2 separate regions of the Homo sapiens genome follow, and region 1 is linked to region 2. A link is a contact called in ENCODE Hi-C or POLR2A ChIA-PET data. All regions are on one chromosome and are shown on one strand. The core of a region is the stretch at or near the end of the contact, and the rest is flanking DNA. Distances in the headings are between cores, read along the strand shown.

The links. Hi-C counts contacts between places; a loop is a spot of excess contacts on that map. ChIA-PET counts read pairs that join two places held with the same protein, here RNA polymerase II (POLR2A). Pooled maps may share reads with other maps.
Region 1: a loop to region 2 is called in a pooled map, with 2.5 times the contacts of the local background. The contact joins two enhancer-like sites. A Hi-C loop is called at or near these places in 3 of 50 pooled maps. POLR2A ChIA-PET finds 5 or more read pairs at or near these places in 3 of 52 experiments (OCI-LY7, Panc1 and activated T-cell).

Annotation. Positions count from the first base shown.
Region 1 is chr1:226,107,626-226,111,212 of GRCh38, reverse strand. No RefSeq gene overlaps it. Among named protein-coding and RNA genes, the nearest start is that of LINC01703, 26 kb to the right of the region's middle. RefSeq lists silencers at 137-186, 567-1,026, 1,107-1,206, 2,754-2,948. Within about 2 kb of position 1,277, at least 39 of the 41 ENCODE cell types and tissues checked have a DNase peak (open chromatin) inside an H3K27ac peak, as active enhancers do; they include OCI-LY7, where a contact is called at or near this core.
Region 2 is chr1:226,423,562-226,427,137 of GRCh38, reverse strand. No RefSeq gene overlaps it. Among named protein-coding and RNA genes, the nearest start is that of PARP1, 17 kb to the right of the region's middle. RefSeq lists a silencer at 2,445-2,494. Within about 2 kb of position 1,982, at least 4 of the 41 ENCODE cell types and tissues checked have a DNase peak (open chromatin) inside an H3K27ac peak, as active enhancers do; they include OCI-LY7, where a contact is called at or near this core.

The DNA of each region.
Region 1 (3,587 bases), core at 28-2,527, 320 kb after region 2:
AACTCCCGCCGCTCCAGCCTAGAGTTCCATCGGTATCTTGAGTTCCCCTTAGTGGGGGGATTCTGTTGGTTGATACCACAGAAGAATATAATTGCATTTGCTTCCAAGGGACTCTTTCTTGCAAGACATGTCAGAAATCCGGGCTCCCGCCGTTGGGCAGCAGCACCGTGACCTCTAGCAGGCTATTTAGCTCCGGCTTCCGCTTCTGTAGATTGGAGATGATGACAATCTTGCCAGGTGGTGGTGAGGGGTAGCCGAGCTTTAAAATGGCAAGTTTCTGCTGCAGCTCCCTCCGGCTGTGTGGCTGGAGCAAGGTCAGCAAGGCCCCGGGCCCCAGGCCCCGCCATCCCCGGCTACCCGAGAGCGCGGTCGCGGACGACTAGCCAGGACGCCCCTAGAGCCGCCCTTCCTTCCTCCGCCCGCGCCGCGCGGGCCACCCGCGGACATCTGGTGGCTAAGCAGCCTCTCCGGGCTGCTGCCTCCTCCGCCCCCGCTCCGGGAAGCCCCGAGCTGGCGCCCTCGCTCTGGTCGCAGCATCCGGGGCCGCCTCTTTCGCCCCGCGCGTGGCTCCGGAAGCAGGTCGGCTTGCCTCTGGGGATCCGCGCGCCTCTGGGGGTCCGCGCCGGCCCTGCCTTCCCCAGTGGTGGCGGGGGTCGGGGGGCGCCCAGGAGGCCCAGGGGCTGCCCCTCGGCCTCGCCGCAAGCGGCCAGCCGAGGCCAGTGGGCCAGGGCAGCTGCAGGCGCCTCCCTCCCCCGCAGCACTGAACTCCCCCGCCCCGCACTCGAGGCGGCTGCCAGGAACTGAAATATTAATAGGCACAAACTTCCTGGAAAGATTTGCGTCCTCAACACAAATGACCCCGCTTTGCCCACTGAAATAAATAAATAAAGGGCAGCTCCCGGGCCAGGCGGCAGAGGAGCCGGGGGGAACTGCCGGGGAGCCGGGGGGAACTGCCGCGAACCCGCCCCCCAGCCCGGCCTCCGCCGCGGCCCACGCGCTCTCCGCACTGCTCTTGGAACGTCCCGCGGGACGCACCGGGCGGAGGGCGCGGGCTCGGGGCTCCCTTTTTTAAGCAGGGCTTGGGCGCGCGCGGGCAGCCTGGACGCCCCGGGTGGTCGCGCGCACGCCCGGCCACGCGCACGCCCCCGCCCCCGCGCTCCCCGGAGCAGCCCCCGCCCGGCCGCGCGCCCGGCCAGCCAGCCCCTGCCCGCGAGTGACGCGCGCGCCTCCCAGCCTGCGGCTCCTCCTCTCCCGACGCAACTGGCCCGCCCTCCTCTGCGCTCCTCCGCCGGGACATCTGTCATTTAGGAACCTCAAAACAAATCTCCACCTGGCGTTTAGAAATGCGATTTGATTTTCAGAGTTCTTCGATATTCGCATCTCCCGGGATTCCCTGGGCAGGGAGGCAGCTGTGGCCCAGGAGGCCAACGCGCCTCTCCTCGCAGCAGCTCAGGAGGAGGTGACAGGCCAGGAAGCCCCACTCCGACCGCCGCTTTCCCCATGCGCCACGGATTCAGCGCCTGCTCCCATCTTGCCCATAGCACAGTTCCAAAGTAGGGAAGTGTCAGTGCCCAGCTCGACCGCATACCCCATGGAGACCGCATACCCCATGGAGCGGTCCGGACGCCCCAGCTCAGGCTTCAGGCTTCTGAAGGGAACAGCTGCATTTGTTCCAACTGTTCTCCCTACCTGGAAGCCATCCATTCATTCATTTAAAATAGTTATTGAGCGCCTAATAGGTCCTATTCTAGGCACTATTCTAGGAACTGGGGATACGGAGCAAAAACAAACACAAAAATCCCTGCGCTCCTAGAGTTTGTATTGTAATGGGAGAGACAGAGCAACCAAAGTAAAATGTAAAATATGTTAAATAGTGATCAAGCTAAGGGGAAAAAATAACCACAGGGAAGAAGGATATGAAATGTGTGTGTAGGAGAAGTTAAGTGTTGGATAGGGTGCCTGGAAAGGCCTCACTGAGAAGGCTACAGTGATTTTTGAGTAAAGGCCAGAGGGAACCAAGCAAGCCACCCACACAGATATCCGGCGGCCTGCTGTGTTCCCGGAAGAGCAGGGAGGCCAGAGTGGATGGAGCAGAGTGAAGAGGAGGTGCCTAGTGGAAGCCAGGGGCCTACCTCAGTGGCTCATGCCTTTTAATCCCAGCACTTTGAGAGGCCAAGGTGGAAGGATCACTTGAGGCCAGGGGTTCAGGACCAGCTTGGGCAACATCGCAAGCCAGCCCATCCCCTCCCCATCTCTATACTTTTTTTTTTTTTTTTTTTGGAAAATTAGCCAGGCTGGCCGGTAGGGTGGCTTACGCCTGTAATGGTAGCACTTTGGGAGGCTGAAGCTGGTGGATCACTTGAGGCCAGGAGTTGGAGACCAGCCTGGCCAACATGTATTTTTAGCTTTACTAAAAATACAAAAATTAGGCCGGTGGGGGGTCCCAGCACTTTGGGAGCTGAGGCGGGTGGATCCCCTGAGATCAAGAGTTTGAGACCAGCCGGGCCAACATGGTGAAACCCTGTCTCTACTAAAAATACAAAAATTAGCTGGGCATGGTGGCACACATCTGTAATCCCAGCTACTCAGGAGGCTGAGGCAGGAGAATCGCTTGAACCCGGGATGCGAAGTTTGCAATGAACCGAGATCATGCAATTGCACTCCAGCCTGGGCAACAAGAGTGGAACTACATCTCATAAAATATATATATACACACAAAAATTAGCTGGGTGTGGTGGCACGTGCCTGTAATCCCAGCTATGTAGGAGGCTGAGGCATGAGAATCGCTTGAACCTGGGAAGTGGAGGTTGAGTGAGCTGAGATTGTGCCACTGCACTCCAGCCTGGGCAACAGAGTGAGACTCTGCCTCAAAAAAAAAAAAGAAAGAAAGAAGAAAAGAAAATTAGGCATGATGGTGGTGCCTGTATTTCCAGCCACTTCAGAGGCTGAGGTGGGAGAATGGCTCAAACCCAGGAGTTTGAGCTGCAGTGAGCTATGAGCATGCCACTGTACTCCAGCCTGGACAGCAGAGTTAGACCCTGTCTTTGAAAATGAAAATAAGAAGCTAGGGCTGGAGAGGTAAGACAGGGGGATCAGATCTTGGAAAGAGACAGTGGGCCATTGTAAGGACTTGGGCTTACAGATGAGAGCCACTGCAGGGTTCTTTCTGAGCAGAAGAGGGACACCTCTGACTTTGAAAGCAGCACCCTGCGGGGTGGGGAGATTGTAGAAGTAAGGGCAGAAACAAGAGACCAGTCAGCAGGCTCTTGGGGTAATCCCAGGAGAGATGATTACCCTAGAGGCTGCCTAGGATGGTGGCTGAGAAAGTGAAGAGAAGGGGTGGGATTCTGGAAATATTTTAAAGGCTGACAGGATTTATCAGCAGGCCAAATATGAAGTGGGAGAGAGAAAGAAGAGAGAGGAATCAGGGAAAATCTCAAGGTTTTGGCCTGAGCAACAGGAAGAAAGGGTTGTCACTAATCAAGATGGAGAAAACTGGCCTTGCTAGTTTGGTGGGTGGGGGTGGGACTCTTAGAAGCCCAGTTTTGAACGGGTTAGGTTTCAGACACCTAGTAGATACATCTGTG
Region 2 (3,576 bases), core at 733-3,232:
CAGGAGGGATAGGAATGAGGAGACTTGTGTGGGGCTTGCAGTGTTCCGTGAAGAAAGGGAGAAAGGAGACAAGAGAACACGGGCAGCAGTCTGAAGGATTTCGGGGCTGCCTGTGGAGCCAGGCACAGAAGCGTGTACCTGTAGTCCCAGCTACTTGGGAGGCTGTGGCAAGAGGACTGCTTGAGCCCAGAGGGTGGATTGAGCCCAGGAGTTCTGGGCTGTAGTGCGCTATGCCAGTGGGGTGTCCACACTAAGTCTGGCATCAATATGGTGACCTCCTGGTGAGAGGTGACAGCGTGCTGGCAGTCCTCACAGCCCTCGCTCGCTCTCGGCGCCTCCTCTGCCTGGGCTCCCACTTTGGTGGCACTTGAGGAGCCCTTCAGCCCACCGCTGCACTGTGGGAGCCCCTTTCTGGGCTGGCCAAGGCCAGAGCCGGCTCCCTCAGCTTGCAGGGAGGTGTGGAGGGAGAGGAGTGAGCGGGAACCAGGGCTGCGCGCGGGGCTTGCGGGCCAGCTGGAGTTCCGGTGGGCGTGGGCTTGGCGGCCCCGCACTCGGAGCAGCCAGCTGGCCCTGCCAGCCCCGGGCAATGAGGGACTTAGCACCCGGGCCAGCGGCTGCGGAGGGTGTACTGGGTCCCCCAGCAGTGCCAGCCCACCGGCGCTGTGCTCGATTTCTCCCGGGCCTTAGCTGCCTTCCCGAGGGGCAGGGCTCGGGACCTGCAGCCCGCCATGCCTGAGCCTCCCACCCCCTCCATGGGCTCCTGTGCGGCCCGAGCCTCCCTGACGAGCGCCACCCCTGCTCCATGGTGCCCAGTCCCATCGACCACCCAAAGGCTGAGAAGCGCGGCCAAATGGCGCGGGACTGGCAGGGAGCTCCACCTGCAGCCCTGGTGCGTGATCCACTGGGTGAAGCCAGCTGGGCTCCTGAGTCTGGTGGGGACGTGGAGAACCTTTATGTCTAGCTCAGGGATTGTAAATACACCAATCGGCACTCTGTCTCTAGCTCAAGGTTTGTAAACACACCAATCAGCACACTGTGTCTAGCTCAGGGTTTGTGAGTGCACCAATGGACACTCTGTATCTAGCTACTCTGGTGGGGCCTTCGACAACCTTTGTGTCTAGCTCAGGGATTGTAAACGCACCAATCAGCGCCCTGTCAAAACAGACCACTGGGCTCTACCAGTCAGCGAACGTGGGTGGGGCCAGATAAGAGAATAAAAGTAGGCTGCCGGAGCCAGCAGCGGCAACCCTCCTGGGATATTCTTCTGCAGTGTGGAAGCTTTGTTCTTTCGCTCTTTGCAATAAATCTTGCTACTGCTCACTCTTTGGGTCCACGCTTTTTTTATGAGCTGTAACACTCACCGCCAAGGTCTGCAGCTTTACTTCTGAGCCAGCGAAACCACGAACCCACCAGAAAGAAGAAACTCCTAACACATCCGGCCATCAGAAGGAACAAACTCCAGACGCGCCACCTTAAGAGCTGTAATGTAACACTCACCGCGAGGGTCCGCGGCTTCATTGTTGAAGTCAGTGAGACCGAGAACCCACCAATTCCGGACACACTGGGAGCAAGGGGCCACCAGGTTGCTTAAGGAGGGGTGAACTGACTCAGGTCAAAAACGGAGCAGTTCAAAACTCCCGTTCTGATCAGTAGTGGAACCGCACCTGTGAGTAATCACCGTACTGCAGAATGGGCAACATAGTGAGACCCCCATGTCTAAAAATAATAATTAAAAATTTAAAAAGAAAAGGATTTCCTGTGGAGGATTTTCAAAATACACTGGCCTAGGTTTCTGTCCCAGAGATTTGGATCTGGGCCAGGGCCCAGGTGTGTATTTGAGGGGTAATAAATGAAATTAATACATGTACAGTGCTTAGAAGGGCTCACATTATCATGCAAAAAATGTTAGCTCTGTTATTCATTGTTATCCAAAAAGTCTATTGAGTATCTACTCTGTGCAGCACCGGAAATACACTGATAAGCCCACATCTCTGCTCTTTCAGAGCTTACAACGTGCAGAGGAAAAAACAAACAACAAAAAATAAAAAAAAAAAATTGAAACTAGCAAATTCAAAGAGTGCTATATCCAGTCTGCCCTCAAACCCCTGCCTTTTCTGCCTCCTAGGACTATCCTCTTCTCTCCTCCCACTGCCACTGTCCTGGTCCAGGCCGCCATCACCTCTCACCAGGATGGCTCCAACAGCTCCCAATTTTCTCTGCCTGCAGCCTTGCAGCTTTCCTCACAATGCAACCAGAGGGATTGTCTAAAAGGCGCATCTTCCTCCTCTCCTGCCAGTTTCCAAATCTCTTCTCCAAGTGTGCTGCCGGCAAATTAAACAAGACAACCAACCCAGGCTGGAGTAGATCTTGCGGGTTTCTTTCATCAACATCACACCTCATTAGGTTGATTTGTGTGTTTCCAGAGTTGCCTGTGCTGGGTGAGTGTGTGTATTTTGAACACCATCTAGTGGACAATAGGGCAATTTATTTCCAGGCTATGGAATGAACTCCCCAAGCCCTAGTCAATCTTTCGAACTTCAAAGATTTAATAAGTAGCCAGATTTTAAAAGCAAAGATTGTTCTTGACCCCATAACAAGATCAGAGTCAAAGGCAACTTGCAGCCTGCTTCAGAAGCTCCACTCTGCCAATAGGCCAGAGGGAAAGGAGGAGTAGGGTGGTGCCAAATAGAGGTAACTTTGGCCGTTAAGATCCTTTTGTCCTCACCCCAGATGCTGGTTCCTTGCTCTCCCTGTAGCTTCAGATTCTCAGCTGGTTTCCCATCCCTTTTCCTAAAAGGACAACAGCCCTGCCTAGCAGATTTCAAATTTCAGTCTACCAAGCACTGCTATTTCGCTCTCTCTCTCTCTTTTGTCTTTTTTTAAAGAGACGGAGTCTCACTCTGTCACCCAGGCTGGAGTGCAGTGGCACAATCACAATTCATTGCAGCCCTGAGCTCAAGCCATCCTCCCACCTCAACCTCTGGGACTACAGGCCCATGCCACCATGACTACCTAACTTTTTAAAATTTTTTGTAGAATGGTTGGGTGTGGTAGCCCACATCTGTAATCTCAGCACTTTGGGAGGGCAAGCCAAGGGGATTGCTTGACCCCAGGAGTTCAAGACCAGCCTGGGCAACATGGCGAAACCCCATCTATACAAAAAATTCAAAAATTATCCTGGCATGCTTGTAGCATCCTGCGCACGCCTGTAGCCTCAACTACTTGGGAGGCTGAGGTGGGAGGATCAGTTGAGCCTGACAGGAGGAGGCTGCAGTCAGCCAAGATCATGCCACTGCACTCCAGCCTGGGCAACAGAGCGAGACCCTGCCTCAGAAAAAAAAAATTGTTTTTGTCGAGACAGGGTCTCTCTGTGTTTCCCATGCTGGTCTCGAATGCCTGGCCTCAAGCAATCCCCCTGCCTCGGCCTCCCAAAGTGTTGGGATGACATCTGTGAGCCACCACACTTGGCCCCCAAGCACTGCTATTTCCCATGGTAAATTAATAAATTGGTGTCCTGATTTTCATATCAGTCTCCCAATGGGTTCCCAATGGATTCCTTCTGGATACGTGGACAAA